Linked DNA regions of Mus musculus: region 2 is linked to region 1. A link is a loop called in an ENCODE intact Hi-C map of the cell type or tissue named here. Cell type or tissue: heart. All regions are shown on one strand. Links, peaks and the distances in the headings refer to the core of each region. The heading gives the core; the rest is flanking DNA.

Region 1 (8,338 bases), core at 318-8,317:
ATGTCGGTCCAGTCTTAAGAGATCTGGCTGTTTTCTTGCTGTCCAGGGTTAGTGGAACGATCTGTGTATAGGAAGGAACGGGTCCAAAAGAAGCATTTGTGAGAATAGGTTGGAGAATAGGTGGGTTTTTTCTCTGGAGTTGTCCTAGATGTATATTTTGAGCAAATGCCTGAACTTGGCAAGATGCTGAAACACACACACACACACACACACACTGTGTGTGTGTTTGTGTGTGTGTGTGTGTGTGTGTGTGTGTATTAGAGATAGAGAATAAAACATTTGTGAGAAATTTTTTCTTAGGTGTTGTCTTAGTCAGGGTTTCTATTCCTGCACAAACATCATGACCAAGAAGCAGTTGGGTAGGAAAGGGTTTATTTGGCTTACACTTCCATACTGCTGTTCATCACCAAGGAAGTTAGGACTGGAACTCAAGCAGGTCAGGAAGCAGGAGCGGATGCAGAGGCCATGGAGGGATGTTCCTTACTGGCTTGGCTTCCCTTAGCTTGATCAGCCTGCTCTCTTATAGAACCAAGACTACCAGCCCAGAGATGGCACCACCCACAAGGGGACCTCCCAGCTTGATCACTAATTGAGAAAATGACTTGCAGCTGGATCTCATGGAGGCATTTCCCCAACTGAAGCTCCTTTCTTTGTGAAAACTCCAGCCTGTGTCAAGTTGACACAAAAGTAGCCAGTACAGGTGTACATTTGGAACCCTTCATTCTTGGTATTGGGGTGAGGGGAGTCTCAAATCTCAGGGAAGAGGAGAGGCTCACCCTCTAGAATAGGAATCAGGTAGAAACTTTGGCTACTGAGTGGCAGCTGTACTTACCCAGATGGAATCTGTTTGCTACATCAGAGGTAGATATGAGTAAGTATATATTTAGAAGGCATTTAAAGAAACTCAAAAATTTGATGACCTTGTGAATATGATAGTCGATCATACAAATTCAGTGTGAGAAGCACCTTAAGTCTATTGTTCGAAGGCAGCCAAAGGAAACTTATATTTGCAACTGTGATAGCTGATACCATAGATTTAGCATGAGAAACACTTTATGTCTATCGTTAGAAGATAACCAAAAGAGACAACATTTGAACTTATGATTATAAAATGTGGATCGTACAGTAGAATGTTTTATTAACTCTAGGCTAATTTGTAAGAACTCTATTGATTAATGTTAGGACAGTTGTATAAAAAGGGGAGAAAATATGAACCATTTAGTCACTGAAAATTGAGTATAGATAAGGAAATAAAAGGTTGCATCTGTGAGAGGTTGCATCTGAACTTATGTATCTTTTATTTTGAAACTTGTGAGCAAGGCAAACCTGTCTTTCTTTTTGATAAGAGATCTGGTAATCTCAGCTAGTTAACGAATTGACTCATGAGCTAATATGATAGTATATTAACTTGGGGTACGGAGCTAGGCCTCTGTTTTCTAGCTGTCAAGCTACAGTTAGCTTAGCTGTCAATGTAATCTGGAAAGAATAAATTATAACCTAGATGTTATATATTACTTAAAATGACTGAGGTTGGTCTATAGTCTACTACCTAAACAGTTTCTAGGTCCATGTGGTCTCCATCACAACTTGAAAGAGGTAATCTAGCCATCAGGCCCAAAATATGAGAAGTTTTTCCTGTGGAGTAGGAATGTGGAAGAAATAGGTTACAGTGTCTTAGGCAATGAGACATTAAATTCTCTGTGTTTCCTCCGTCTGTCCACAGTTTAGGCCACACCCTGGCAGCTCGGCAAGGCAAAGGAGTAGTATTTCTCAGTGGTTATCATACCACAATCTAGGCAGTCTTGAAACTGTGCCCATATCTTCTCAGAGACCTTGGAGGGGAGGAGAATTTACTGTTAGAATTTGAAAGTCTCCACTCATCCTAGTAAGCTTTAATGTTACATTTAGCAGCTTTCTAACAAGATTGAGAGCCAGTATCTATTAAGTGTATCTGAGTTAGACAACCTGTGTTTATTTATTTGTTCTAGAATGTATCTAGTAAATAAAGAGAATATATTTTAAGTTAATAGCAGTGATGACACTTGCAAAAACAAGGCTAAACTTACTTTTAAGGCAGTAATCTTTAACTTGTTTGCTGTTGTAAATGTTTACATTGATATTAAAATTATTATTTAACTAAGGCAGGATACAAATCAAATGAAAACCTTATCTTAATTGACGTGTCTTTGGAGACCTTAAGTCGTGGTGTTCTAATGTGAGGAGGCAGAGAGTTGGGAACTGCCTATAACAAAGATGGCAGATAGTCACGAGACTGCCTTCAACCAAGATGGTGCTGAAGCTACAGCTAGACATGAGATCACCCTTAGCTAAAATGGCGCTGAAGTGATAGCTCTACCTCTGGAGGAAAGTCATATGTTCAATCTTAGAATGCAAAGGCAGAAGTGTTGTTATGTATCAGCAGAGACAAAGAGACATGTTTTGTCTGGCAGACAGGAGATCTCTCCCTGTCACAACAGGCAACCTCTTGACACTGCGCAGAATGGCAGGTCTGAGTTGAGCACGGTTCTAAAGCTGCCTGTTTGGGCAAGCAGCTGGCAATGGTGGTGGTGGCAGCAGTGGCGTTCAGGAGCTGCAGGAGGCTGGAGATGTGTTTGGTGTCTCGACTCAGTGCCAGGCAGCTAAGGAGCGGTGGCAGTAGCAAAGTAGGGTGGGTGAGAGAGTGAGAGAAGGGGGGGGGTGCAGAGAGAGGAAGAGGAGGGGCAAAAAGCGGAGGGTGGGGAAATAAGGCGTTTCAGCGCCCGCCATTATGCAGCTACTTAGAGTTATAGCTCATGGGTACTGGGCCCCAATTTAGCCTGTGAATTCGGAAGACTTTAAGGCTGGGAGGCATCCCGGTAGGGAACCTAGAAGTAGCAGCAAAGGCTTTTCCTTTTAGGTGAGAGTAGAAATTATAAATATTATCCCTACCTGCATCCTGAGGATAAATTAATTACTAGAAACAGTGGCAACACAGGCCAAATCATCGGGTCTTCATGTGATGAAGTCCGGGCTGAACTTTTGTGGCATTGAGAGAACGGTGCACCTAGGCTTAAGATTTCCCAGGAGCAATAAATAAACCGCCTCAAGGAGAGAGAAAACTCTCACCCAGGGGAAAGGATCCTAAAATGAGGAGTCAGCTAGAAGGCCAGTCATAACTGTGAATACCTTCATCCTCAAAGACACCAGAGAGTGGCTGAGAGCCCAAAAGCCCTCCTTGCAACCAGGGGTCATTTATGCTGAGGAATGGGTAGTGAAGCTTACCAATTTACCACTGTTTGGATGGAGGTCTACCGATCCACTGGCTAGAAAGTCCATGTTGCGTTGGAAAATATGAACTTGCAAGTTTGTAAATCTGAGTGTTGGCACCAAATGTTGTGTTTTATAAAAAGGCAAGTATATGTTTTGTAGAACACAGTATAGTGAAGTGGGAAGGGTGCCCCAGTGGGCCCCTGCTGAAGCATCAACCTCTCCCCGAGGGACCAGCCATAGGATGGGTATAGTGTAGAATGGGGCATGGGAAAAGAGTAAAGACAGAGAAAAGAGTAGAGACAGAGAGAGAAAGAGAGAGGGGGGAGGGGGAGGGGAAAGGGGAAGGGGAAGGGGAAGGGGAAGGGGAAGGGGAAGAAGCAGGCAGCCAGGAACATGAGGGGGGAGGGGAGAGAAGGAGAAATGGGTAAGGGAAAGAAGAGAGTCCGAGGGAGAGAAAGGTCACAGAGCACAAGCAGGGGGTATACAGCCCTTTTTATAGCAGGCCAGGCCTACTTAACTCTTTGGTGAAGCCTAGAATGAATGTCCGCACTGTGGCTTAGGGGCACCTTTAGAAAATAACATAGTTTTCTAAGTTTATTTTATAACAAATAACTAAGGAAGTAATCTTTTGTTTAGTTTCTAGTGTGGGTGATTCTCTTAAAAGGCCAATAGAAGTAATTAGAGCATTAGAAAATATATTGAAAACAAAGCACAAAGCTGGAAGTTTAGCTTGATATACCTAGCACATGTGAAGCTCCATGTTCAAATTTCTGCAAAGAAAAGTAGAATTAAATAAAAAATGTACAAATTCATATGACATCAATGTGTCATGATTGGTATAATACTTTCTCCCAAATTTTGAGTTTTGATGATTTTTTTGTAATTTTTGAAAGATGGATTTCCATTGATCCAATGGTGATAAGCATCGAGCTGCAGTTGTCTAGCAACATGTTTATCTGCTCTGTGTCTTCAACCACTAACTACCATGCAGATTATTAAGATTTGGTGATATTCTTAAAGGCAGCATTTCTAAAGATACTAGAAAATTTATGAAATGTTCTCCTCTTTCCCATTGAGCCTTGTTGAGATCAGCTGCATGAGGTTATGAGGTTGCTAGAAACAGAGGCAGGAAGAAAGAGGCGAGGACTGAGGGGCAGTAGAGGGAGGCACATTTCCATGCTATACCACTGGAGTCAAGATAGTTACATTTTCATATCATTTTTAATGTTGCTCAAGCTCCTAGAATGCACCCACACAGAAGGCTTCAGTTAATGTGTATGTATTTTGAGCACTCCCCTCTTTCAACCCTCTAGTTTTATTTCCTTCCTTCAGATAAGATGAATGCAGCATGACTCAGGTCATAGCTCAGTGCTGACGCATGGCTTCCAGATAGAACTGCCAGCCAGGAGAAGCCGCTCCTGTAAAGATCAAATCAGGCAGCTCTGGGTTGATGCGAGGTCATCCAGAGCCAGCTTTGACATCTGATAGGACCTTGTGATCAATCAGGCCTTTCTTCACTCTTCCACGCTTTCTGTATGACAGTGGCCCTAACAAACAGTTGGGATACATCATGAGGGACAGACGCATTAGACTGTGAAAGGAGAACAGTGTGAATATTATGAAAGAATCAGTAAAAGAGAAGCCCTCGCCTTTCTAACCTTGCTCTGTTCAAATGGTGGGAAATCTAAATCTCAGGCCTGCCAAGACTACTTTAATCTGCTTCTTAACATTTTGTACATTCTGTACATTAAACTATAAACTTAGAACATTCTCAGTGTCATAAGATGAAATTTTAGCCAGCCTGTGCTCTGTTTACTTCTGTTTATAAGTACAGTGTGTGCTCTCTTTGAGTCTTTGTGTGCTTGCCATTTGAGAGACACATACATACTGTGGAAACCTAGCAGCGAGGAATCAGGGCTGTTAATGCAAGCACATACTGACCCCAGACCCATGCAGGGCTTCAGCAATTCCAAGTCTCATCATCAAAAAAGTCATGAAAACCAAATGGCCCTGAGAATCCTGTGCCAGACTCCATCAGTGAGTGGTATTGAGCCATGCCAAGGACCAAAGGTGGACTGCCAAGCACAATATCATGTATGCCTTTGATGTAGGTGACATAGCAGTCACCTCAGTGATTTCTAGGGATACGATAGCTCTTTTCACCCCTCGACTACTCTCTCTATCTTGCCTGTTCCCCTCTCAACCTCATTAACAGTTCTCATGTTCCCATAAACACATTCTCTGAGGTTTTCCTGGGGAAGATTACACAATGGAACTGGGCTGCTTCTGCTTCGCCAATTCATATTGAGAGGAGAAAACTGGGATAGAGAGCAGCTAGAAGAGGGTCTGTAGTGCCTCTCCAGTCTCCCTCTGGGAGCCTTCTCCTCAGACTCTAAGGACTTTAATTATTGGCTAGTGACCTAGAAAGTGACATGACTTCTGAACTGAGATTTGTCGGCCTGGGTTCCATTATCACAGAGAGATGGAATTTCAATCACCTTTGCCTTTTGTTTGTCATGGCCAATCAGAGTAAACCATATACAGATTTTTGTTGTTAGTGGATGAGGAGATTTTTTTTTCTTTGAGACCAAGTCTTGCTGTGCCTCTGATTGGCAGGTAATTGTCTAAGCTATCCCAGAATTCATAGTAGTTCTCCAGTCACAGGCTACTAAGTGTTGAAACTGCACAACTTCAACAATATTAATTTGTATTAAATAACATCCAATTTTCTTCTAATTGGTGTTCCAGCAGTATGCTTGAACTTCAAAGAAAATAGACACGTAAAAAGTAAAACAAAATTTCCACGTGATAATTCAGATTAATTATTAAAATAATCTCAAGGAATTTGTTGATTAAGTCATCTCACTCAATAGGAAGTGTGCAAACTTTCACTTTGAAAATAATTGAACATTTAAATTATTCAGATGTGCTATCACAAGTTGTATGTGTGTGTCTGTGTGTGTGTATACATGTGCATGCTAATGTGTTTTTTAAAGATGAACATGTGTACATGTGTATGTGTATGGACATCAGAGGTTGGTTCCCAGTGTCTTCTTCAGTCTCTCTATATATCTTGCTTTTTATAGTAGGGTCTCTCACTGAAAGTAGCTCACTAATTTGGCTAAATTGACTCCTGTCTCAGCCTCCCCAGTGCTAGGATTACAAGTGTTCAACTCCATTCTCTAGTTTTGACATGACTAGTTTGGATTGAACTCAGGTCGTCATGCTTTCTCAGAAACTATTCTACTTACACCCAAGACGTTTATAGTATATGATTTGGGTCACTTATGGTGTTACATTCACAAATAAAATAAGTCTTGAAGGGCATAGAGCCTACCTGAATGCCAACTGAATTAATTCAGTGGCTGCTCTATCACAGTAACAGAATGCCCATAGCAAATGTGGGCTTTCCACGCACTGTTTTCAGGTCTGTAGAAGAGGATTTGAGAGAAAATCATAGGGGTACACTAAAGAAACTTTCCAGAGAGAATCACAATAGTTCTGAGGGTCCCGTGGATGAATAAAATCATTTCTCATGTGTGTTGGTGTGTAATTAACACAAATTTTGCCCTGATTTTTGACCCCAAAGTCTCAGAAGTTTGTGAGAATATAGAGAATATTTACAGAAAAGCATTTTTCCTGAATAATTTTATTATGAAAATGTGGCACAAATCTTTGAAACAATAATTCTTTCTAGGAAGCTTCAAGAAGTTTTTTGAATAATCAAGGGACTCTACACAATACACATATGGTGGTGTCCGTGTAATTCCATCCCGCTTCTGCCCACTCTCAAACAGCTGCAGTTCCCCTGTGTCTTGAATGAAGAGAATTGGCACTTGAGAGGAGTGCAATTGGAAAAGAAACAAAATATGCTTGCTCATATTTTCTTCCCAATTAATTTTCCTTCCTGTGTATGTAAGCGGTGGGTAGGGGTGCACACTTACACTTGCATGTGCAAAGTTTCTGTTTGTGCAAGTGCTCAAGCATGTTTGTGCAGAACAGCAAAACAAATCTCCTGGTATTGTCTCTGAAACTCTGTTCTCCTTCTCTGTCTCTGTTTCAGCCTCTGCCTCTCTCTCTGTCTCTCTGTCTCCCTGTCTCCCTGTCTCTCTGTCTCCCTGTCTCTCTCTCTACCTCTGTCTCTGCTTCTCTCAATGGTCTCTCAGTTGCCTGTAGCTTGTCAACTAGGCTAGTTGGCCAGCAAAACCAAAGCTTTTTGTTTGCCTCTATATTGCCAGTGCTGAGATTATAAACTTATACTATTATGCTAAAGATCAAAGCCATCCTTACATGGTCTATCTTCTGAGCTATCTTACTAGATATAGTGTTCATTTCAGATGTAAGAATGAAAAATAAGAGGAAGAAAAAAATCTGGAAATTATGTGAAAAGAACCTTCAGATGCCAGACAGTGAAAGAAGATAAACTTGCTCATCACAGTTTCACTGAATGTATAGCCTGTATATGAGAAAAATTATTTTAATAATTATGTAATGTGTTTTCCAAAGTTATGATAAGAAACTATGCAGACTTTTAAAAGAAAGAAATATAAAGGATTTATTCTGAAGAAATTAATTGTAAAATTAAAAAATGATAAAAAACAATATTGTTAAAATGTTAAACTGAAATCCTACTTCAAAATCATACTAGTGCCAATTAGCTTTTTAAAAGTTGTTTTTGCCAGGCATGGTGGCAAATCTGTAAACCCAGCACACAGGAGTCTGAGCCAGGAGGATTGCCACCAGTTCATGGCCAGACTAAGCTACGTAGTGAGTTATAATCAATAAAAGCCCTGCACCCTTCTCCCACCCCACCCCACCGCCCCAAAAAAGAAAAGAGATGGAAGTTAAATGAAGTGCTTTGGGAGAGGACTAGAGATCAGTCTGGTGGCACTGAGCTAATTTTACCTCTAATTTCAGCAATCAGCAATTAGGATACTGAATCATGAGGCCTGTGAGTTTCAGAACAGACTGTTTCAAAACAATAACAAAAACAAAAGACTATCTTATTGTTAAAATAGAACCAAAACCCTTGTTAAAATCTGAGATTTTGCTGCATTTTAAACTCTTAACACCTCCTAAAAATAGCTGA
Region 2 (8,338 bases), core at 313-8,312, 600 kb before region 1:
ACCTAAATATCTCAAAACTGTTACTGCAGAGCCTTTCCTGACTTTGCTCCTTTTTCCTAGACAGTAATTGAATGGCCTGATGAGGATTTCACTGTCTTGTGTAGTCAGCATTGGTTACTCATATTGAAGCTGTGACCCTGAAGGACAAATATTATATATACATTTGATTCTAAATTTTTAAATCCAAATACATTCCTGGCCCAACACTTATACTTCCTCATCTTGACATGTCTTTTCTGAGCTCAAATGAAGGACACAATCAGAAGAGTAACTGGATCATATTCGGATCTATTCATAAGTGACACTATATATAGTCTCTTACTTTAAACTAGTCTGCTAATTTGTTTCAAGTGGACAATCCACATATTTTCTGTGTTTCTGCTCATTTTCAAAACTGAAAATAACAAGGATATGTTATATTCATCCAAACTAATCACATCAGAATGATCTTTTTACTATTTTGGACCATTGCATTTTATGTCTTGTAAGCTCTGAGAAGGGAGTGACTTTCATGAAACTCATGGATTTTCCCTCAAAGCTGGAAGCAAACCCGAAGTTAAATCTGATAATATCTGAAATTTACAGATGGGAAGAACGAGACCCCATGAACAGTGGGGGTTTTCCTATTGACAGAAATCATTAATAATCAAACTAGGATAAGTGCTTCCGGGCCAACCAGATATTATAGATGCTTGTTTCCTCCAGCAAGATTATTAGATCCTGGGAAAAGAAATGTTATGGAATTGCTGGTGATCCTATAACTGTCAATCAATTCTAGGCCAGGAAATCCAGAAGTTAAGGAGGTGGTTATCTTGCTAGGGAAATTCTAAAAGCCTTCCTGATGAGTTGACATCATAACAATACAGACTGTTTTCACAGAGGGAGGGCTCTGTTTAGTTTGCTTGGAGAGAAGGCAGCAGCAGTACAATTTTGATGTTTCTTGTTCTCCCTCTTCTCTTGAATGAGCAGCAGGCATCTCTCTCCTTCCCCCTCCCCAGGCAGCCCCTAACTCCTGTCAAGATGCACTGACAGTCCTCTGAGATAAATATTCTTATCTTGTCCTAGCCAGCTTCCATCTGGATAAAGGTATCTATCTCATGTAAATATTTCCCAGGCCCCTATCTCTGCAGGACTGAAGTGCTCAATTAGCTATGGACTAAGCCTTTGCAGCAAATGGCACAAATGGTGAACAGCTGCTATGTTTCAGGAGAGGTGAGGTCATCCCTATATATAGAGCCTGGCAAGCTGCTTGTAGCCCTAGCCGCTCTCAGCATGCAAACCACACCTGAGCTATAAGTCAGTCATCTGCCTGGAATGACAGGGTCATGGCAGATCTTTCCTTCTTTGATGGGCAACTCAGAAGGAGATCAAAGTCCTTTACAATTTTTCAGCTCTTTCTCACAACTGCTGCTTACAGCATTTTCTATTACTTTTTTTTTTCCTGCCAGCATTATACATAATAAAAATCATTGCCTACAAAACTGGCTTTATTTTCTTTCTTGATTTTTCTCTTAATAACCTGTGGTTTGACTATAGATAATTTCATAACATATTATCAGGGTACCTATAGAATTGTCACTTATTAGCATCTTGGCAATAAGTCATGCTGTACTTATTACTCTTTCTCCTGTATTTCCTATTACATCATAAAACTCCTTTTTCCTGGCACAGTGTACTAGAATGAATATGTCAAAGTGACTATTCCTAAACCCTTATTAACTCTGATGACCTAATCACTGCTAAGATGGCATGATTGTTGTAGCTTCTACAAAAATCTAGAAACGATGAGACAATCTGCTCTTAGACTCCAGTTGGTTCTCAGTTGGGCTGTAGTTATGACTGTGATGATTGAAAACGGTCCTGAAATAATGCCAAGTGATGGCTAGATCTCCCCATCATTTGATTGATTCGAATTTTCTGTAACTCAGAGACAAGGACAGGACAATTAGTGAATTGTATAAAGCCGGCTACATATATAGACAAGATATACTTGTTACTGGGGGTCTTGCAGTCAATCTAGCTTCAACTACCCTCAACTGTGCACTCTAGAAAACCCACAGAAGCCAGTGAGCTTCTGTTTCATCACCAAGAAAAGAGAGATGACAATCTCCAACCACTTTGCTTCCCTCACAAGGTGAGGGAGATTCTCCTGCAAGAATGTGTTCACAATGTCGTGTCCATTAAACCATCTGGCGAGTGGGGGCAGTGGCTTGAGATATGGCTCAGTGGTTTAGAGAACAAACTGCTTATTCACAGGACCATAGGATCTGACAGTGCCCAAGTCAGACAGTTGTGAACAAGAAAGACCTACCTGAATGGACAACTTCTTTAAGTAAGTTATAAATTTCTGCTGTGGTTCACAACATTCTATCCTCAGTGTAGAGTGCAGAGAGCAGTCCAACATAAGTAAACATATTGCTTACACTAATACGACTGAGTGTTCTTTAGAGGCACAGATGACAGCATGTAAAACTCCCCTGCCACTTCCTTTTGTCTTGCCCACTCCTGTCAGCACTCAATCTGTTTAGGTCATTCAAAGTCACCTAAATTGCTGGTCTGCAGCTAGCTACTTACAGGTAGGAGTGGCGAGAATTCAGCTGATTTCCTATGAACTTCAGCCTGCATTAAATAGACTTTCAAGTTGCTTTAAAATTCTTAGTTTATTCTTAAGGATTCCCCTCCTGGGTTTCTGTGCTCTCTCTATAAAATGGCAATGTGATAAACCCCTCTGCCAAGGCATGGCTGTTGAAAACTCAAGAGTTTTTATTTAATCATGGTGCTGAGTTCCTGTCTAGCCTTGGATATGCTATTTTACATTTCAAATATTCCATCTGTAAAGGATGAAAGGTAATCCTTACTTATCATACAGGGACTTGAAGGATGATAGATGATTTGGTGTTTTAAAGAGCTGTGGACACACTAAGTCCAAAATAACTGATGTTTCAGTTGTCTTTGAAATAACTCAGGGTAGTGGGGACATTTCAAGGTAAAGCACTAGCTAATTGATCTGCTTTGGCATGCTAACTCATTCTCTGGGATTGGAGGAAACCCTTCTCAAATGAATGGGATTTTCAATAGACTTTTTAAACTTATTTAACAAACATTGAAATTCTAGATAGGGTTGGATCCTAGATCAGAATGTAGATGTAAATGTCTATTCCACTGATATTGTATCCATTGCAGAGCATGTCATACTTCAGGACTGTGAAACATAAGTCATGGGAAACATAGATACTTAGTGATAAGTGAACTATATAATATTAGTTATCCATAGGATGCCCTAGGGACAACAGTAAGAGCAACCACCACACTAGAAGTCAGATAAACAATTCTTTCCCCCAAAATGATATTTTTATTAATTATTTGGGGATTTCATGCAATGTACCCTGATTACACTTGTTTCCCTTTCATTCAAGGTCTACCCTCTTACCCTAGTACCTCACAGAAAAACGTGATTATGTTGCCCATATACTCAGAGCATGGTCATACTCTCTTATCCATCAGAGGCATTTAAATTTTAACTGTGAAATAAGATTGCTGTTTCAGACAAGAAAGGAATGGGATATGAATGATTTTATTTGTAGTCTTTCAGGCCTTATTTATTTATTTAATCAATTCTTATAATGAAAACTATGTAATTGGGGCTGGGTTATAGTTTCATAAGTTTAGTCTATCATAAGTTTAGTCTATCACCATCATGGAAGGAAGCATGGCAGCATACATGTAGACATGTTGTTGAAGAAGGAGCTGGGAGCTCTACATCTTGATCCTCGGGCAGCAGAAGGAGACTATCTGCCACACTGAGTATAGCTTGATCATTTATGAGATCTCAAAGCCCTCCTACCCAGTGACATGCTTCTTTCAGCAAGGCCACTTCTAGTAGTGCCACTTCCTATGCCAAAAGTTCAAACATATGAGTCTATTGGGGTCACCCTTATTCAAACCACTTCAATCTGAGAAAATGCCTAAGGGTTACCTAGCACCACTCCTATGCTTGTGCACATAATGATTTTAATCACACTGGCCTTGTTGACTTAATTGTAATTGGTTTTTTCATTTGTGGATAGCTCCCAGGAGAGGCAGTACCTTATTTCTAGATTTAACATTTTCAGTTTATTAGCAGGTAACACTGTTTTAAAGGTAAGAATGTTACAAGTACATGCAATTAGGTATATAAATGCATTGAGTCTTGATAATCCTGTGGAAACAATACTAAAAATTGCCTTTCATGTGAGTTACTATCCTACATGCATACAAGGAGTTTGTCTCATGAGCTACATATGAAGTTAATGAAAATTCAAAGAAGTGTGAAAATTTTACAGAAGTTATAATCAAATAGTTTGATTAGACGACTGAGTCTAGCAGACACTAGTTCAATAGATGCTTTATTGAATAGTATAGTCTGAAGATACAGAGACAGGGCCCCCATCAAGGAAGTATTTTTAGATGATGAAATAAATTTGAAAACAGAATCCTTCAAAACAGTGAGCAAAATACCAATTGAAATGGGCACAGAGGTGTATTTGAGAATACACAAAACTCAGCTAGCTGAGTCTGGAGTATGGGGTGGTGGAAGGATGGTGGTAAGAAGAAAGCCCCTGAGTTGATAGGTTAAAAACAAGGAGAAGCATGGATGTGGGGACAAGAGTGTACAAGGAGACAAAGACATAGCAGATCAGGGTGTTGGTCAATTGTTCTAACCTATTTGAAGAGTAAAGGACCTTTGCAGAAGCTGAGTAAGACAAAGGCAGGTTCAGAGGTTCACTCCATTACCATCAAGGTAAGAACATGCAGCATCTATGCAAGCATGGTACAAGTGGAGCTGAGAGTTCCACATCTTTATCTGAAGGGTGTTAGAAGACTGGCTTCCAGGCAGCTAGGATGAAGCTCTTTTCTCCCCCATTTTAATTTGTTATTTTATTTATTTACATTTCAAATGTTATCCCATTCCCAGTTCCATTCCACAAATGCCCTATCCTCTCCGTGCTTCCCTCTGCCTTTATGAGGGCGCTCCCCCATTTGCTGACCAACTTCTCCCTCAGCACCCTAGAATTTCCCTACCCTGGGAGCCTCCACAGGACCAAGGGACTCCCCTCCCAGTGATGCCCTATAAGGCAATTCTCTGCTATATATCCAGCTAGCACCACATGTCTCCCCTACGTGTACTTTTTGGTTGGTGGTTTAGTCCTTGGGTGCTTTGAGGGGAGGTCTGGTTGGTTGATCTTGTTGTTCTTCCTAGAGGGTTGCAAACTCCTTCAGCTCCTCCAGTCCTTGCCCTAACTCCTTATTTGGGATCCGCACTTTCAGTTCAATGTTTGGCTTCGTGCATCCACATCTGTATAGGTCAGGCTCTGACAAAACTACTAAGGGACAGTTTTACCAGGTTCCTGTCAGCAAGCCCTTCTTGGCATAATAGTGTCTGTGTTTGGTGTCTGCAAATGGGATGGATCCCTAGATGGGTCAGTCTGCGAATGGTCTTTCCTTCACTCTCTGTTCCACTCTTTGTCCCTGCATTTCCTTTTGACAGGAGGAATTATGGATTAATATTTTTGAGGCGAATGGATGGCCCCATCCCTCACCTGGGGCCGTATCCACTGGATAGGTCTCAAGAGGTTCTACCTCCAGTTTATCAGTATTTCAGCTAATGATCTCCCTGTTGGGTCCTGAGAAACTCTTGGGTCCCTAGCATCTGGGACTTTGTAGTGGTAACCTCCAGTTCCTACTCCCTCAATGCTACAACCTCCTTTTAAATTCCTGACCCTCTGTATTTCTTTCCCATCTCCTCTCTTATGAGAACTGCCCCCCCTCTTCTTTCCCCCTTCTCTCTCCCTCCCAGATCCCTCTCTCCCTCTACTTCCCAAGAATATTTTCTTCCCACTTCTGAGTAGGACTATAGCATCCACACTTTGGTGTGCTCTACAGTTTATGAGTTGTATGGTGGGTATTCTGAGCTTCTTTTTGGCTACTATAAACTCATCAGTGAAAACATACCATGCGTGTTCTTTTGTGACTGGGTTACCTCACTCAGAATGACATTTGCAAGCTTCATCCATTTGCCTGTGGACTTCATGAAGTCATTGTTTTTAAATAACTGCGTAGTAGTCCATTGTGTAAATGACATTTCTGTATCCACTCTTCTCTTGAGGGACATCTTAGTTGTTTCCAGCTTCTGGCTATTTAAAAAAAAAAGCTGCTATGAACATAGTGGAGCATATATCCTTGTTTTATGTTGAAGCACCTTTTGGGTATATACCCAAGAGTGGTATAGCTGGGTTCTCAGGTAGAACTACTTCAAATTTTCTGAGGAACCACTAGACTGATTTCCATAGTGTTGCAACAGCTTGTAATCCCTCCAGATATGGAGGAGTGTTCCTCCTTCTCCACATCTTCTCCAGCATCTGCTGTGACCTGATTTTTTTTCCTTTGATCTTTTTTCTTTCTTTTTTTTTTTAATTGGATACTTTCTTTATTTACATTTCAAATATTTTCTTATTTCCAGGTCTCCCCTTCAGGAACCCCCTATCTTATCCCCCTACCCTTGCCTTTATGATGATGCTCCCCCACCCACACAACCACTCCTGTCTTCCTGCCCTAGCATTTCCCTACTGTGGGGTGGGCATTAAGCCTTTATAGGGCCAAAGGCCTATTCTCCCATTGATGCCCAACAAAGCCATCCTCTGATGTCACTTGAGTTTTTGATCTTAGCCATTCTTACTGGTGTAAAGTGGAATCTCAGTGTTGTTTTGATTTCCATTTCCCTGATGACTAAGGATGTTGAAGATTTCTTTAAGTGAGCCATTTAAGACTCCTCAGTTGAGAATTCTCTGATTCGCTCTGTACTCCATTTTTAATAGGGTTATTTGTTTCTCTGGAGTCTAACTTCTTGAGTTCTTTGTATATTTTGGATGTTAACCCTCCATCGGTTGGAGAGTTGGTAAAGATCTTTTCTCAATCTGTGGGTTGCTATTTTATCCTATTGACAATGTTCATTGCTTTACAGAAGCTTTTCAATTTTATGAGGTCCCATTTGTCAATTCTTGGTCTTAGAGCATAAACCAATGGTTTTCTTTTCTTTCCCCTTTCTCTTAAAAATTTAGATTCTTTCTCTCTCTCTCAAGATTTATTTATTTTATATATGTAAGTACACTGTAGCTGTCTTCAGACATACCAGAAAAAGGAATAAGTTCCCATTACAGATGATTGTGAGCCACCATGTAGTTGCTGGAGATTGAACTCAGGAACTCTGAAAGAGCAGTCTGTGCCTTTAACCACTGAGCCATCTCTCCAGCTCAAGCCATTGGTTTTCTGTTCAGAAAAATTTCCCTTGTGCCAATGTGTTTGAGGTTTTTCCTACTTTCTCTTCCTGCCAATCCATGAACATGGGAGATCTTTCCATCTTCTGAGGTCTTCTTCAATTTCTTTCTTCAGAGACTTGAAGTTTTTGTCATGCAGATCTTTTACTTACTTAGACAGTACCACACCAAGTTATTTCATATTATTTATGACTATTGTAAAGGGTGCCATTTCCTTAATTTCTTTCTCAATCTGTTCATCCTTTAAGTGGAGGAAAGCTACTGATTTGTTTGAGTTAATTTTGTATCCAGGTACTTTGCTAAAGTTATCATCTGTAGGAGTCTAGTGGATTTTTTTTGGCTATGTATGCATACTATCATGTCATTCGCAAATAGTGATGTCTTGATTTCCTCCTTTCAAATTTGTATCCTTTTGATCTCCTGTGTTGCCTAAATGTTCTGGCTAGAACTTCAAGTACTATGTTGAATAGGTATGGGAGAGTGGTCAGCTTTGTCTAGTACCTGATTTTAGTAGGATGGCTTCAAGTTTCCCTCTATTTTTTTTCTTTCTTTCTTTTTTTTTTTAAATTAGGTATTTTCCTCGTTTACATTTTCAATGCTATCCCAAAAGTCCGCCATACCCATCCCCCCAACCCCTACCCACCCACTCCCCCTTTTTGGCCCTGGGGTTCCCCTGTACTGGGGCATATAAAGTTTGCAAGTCCAATGGGCCTCTCTTTGCAGTGATGGCCGACTAGGCCATCTTTTGATACATATGCAGCTAGAGACAAGAGCTCCAGAGTACTGGTTAGTTCATATTGTTGTTCCACCTATAGGGTTGCAGTTCCCTTTAGCTCCTTGGGTAATTTCTCTAGCTCCTCCATTGGGGGCCGTGTGGCCCATCCAATAGCTGACTGTGATCATCCGCTTCTGTGTTTCCTAGGCCCCGGCATAGTCTCACAAGAGACAGCTATATCTGGGTCCTTTCTTGCTAGTGTATGCAATGGTGTCAGCGTTTGGAAGCTGATTATGGGATGTATCCCTGC

Evidence for each region. A loop is a pair of places that touch in the nucleus more often than their neighbours do. Peaks named below come from ENCODE experiments on the same cell type or tissue, not always from the same donor. Only the 100,000 strongest peaks of a DNase experiment are listed, where the experiment ranks them.
Region 2: a loop joins it to region 1, with 2.4 times the contacts of the local background. A loop is called at or near these places in 3 of 42 quality-filtered maps.

The regions. Positions count from the first base shown.
Region 1 is chr3:21,263,957-21,272,294 of GRCm38, forward strand. No RefSeq gene overlaps it. Among named protein-coding and RNA genes, the nearest start is that of Gm31610, 220 kb to the right of the region's middle. In heart, for the core only: no CTCF peak of the experiment used is centred there; a DNase peak (open chromatin) is centred at 4,635; H3K27ac peaks cover 678 bases.
Region 2 is chr3:20,660,876-20,669,213 of GRCm38, forward strand. No RefSeq gene overlaps it. Among named protein-coding and RNA genes, the nearest start is that of Gm31552, 160 kb to the right of the region's middle. In heart, for the core only: no CTCF peak of the experiment used is centred there; no DNase peak of the experiment used is centred there; H3K27ac peaks cover 802 bases.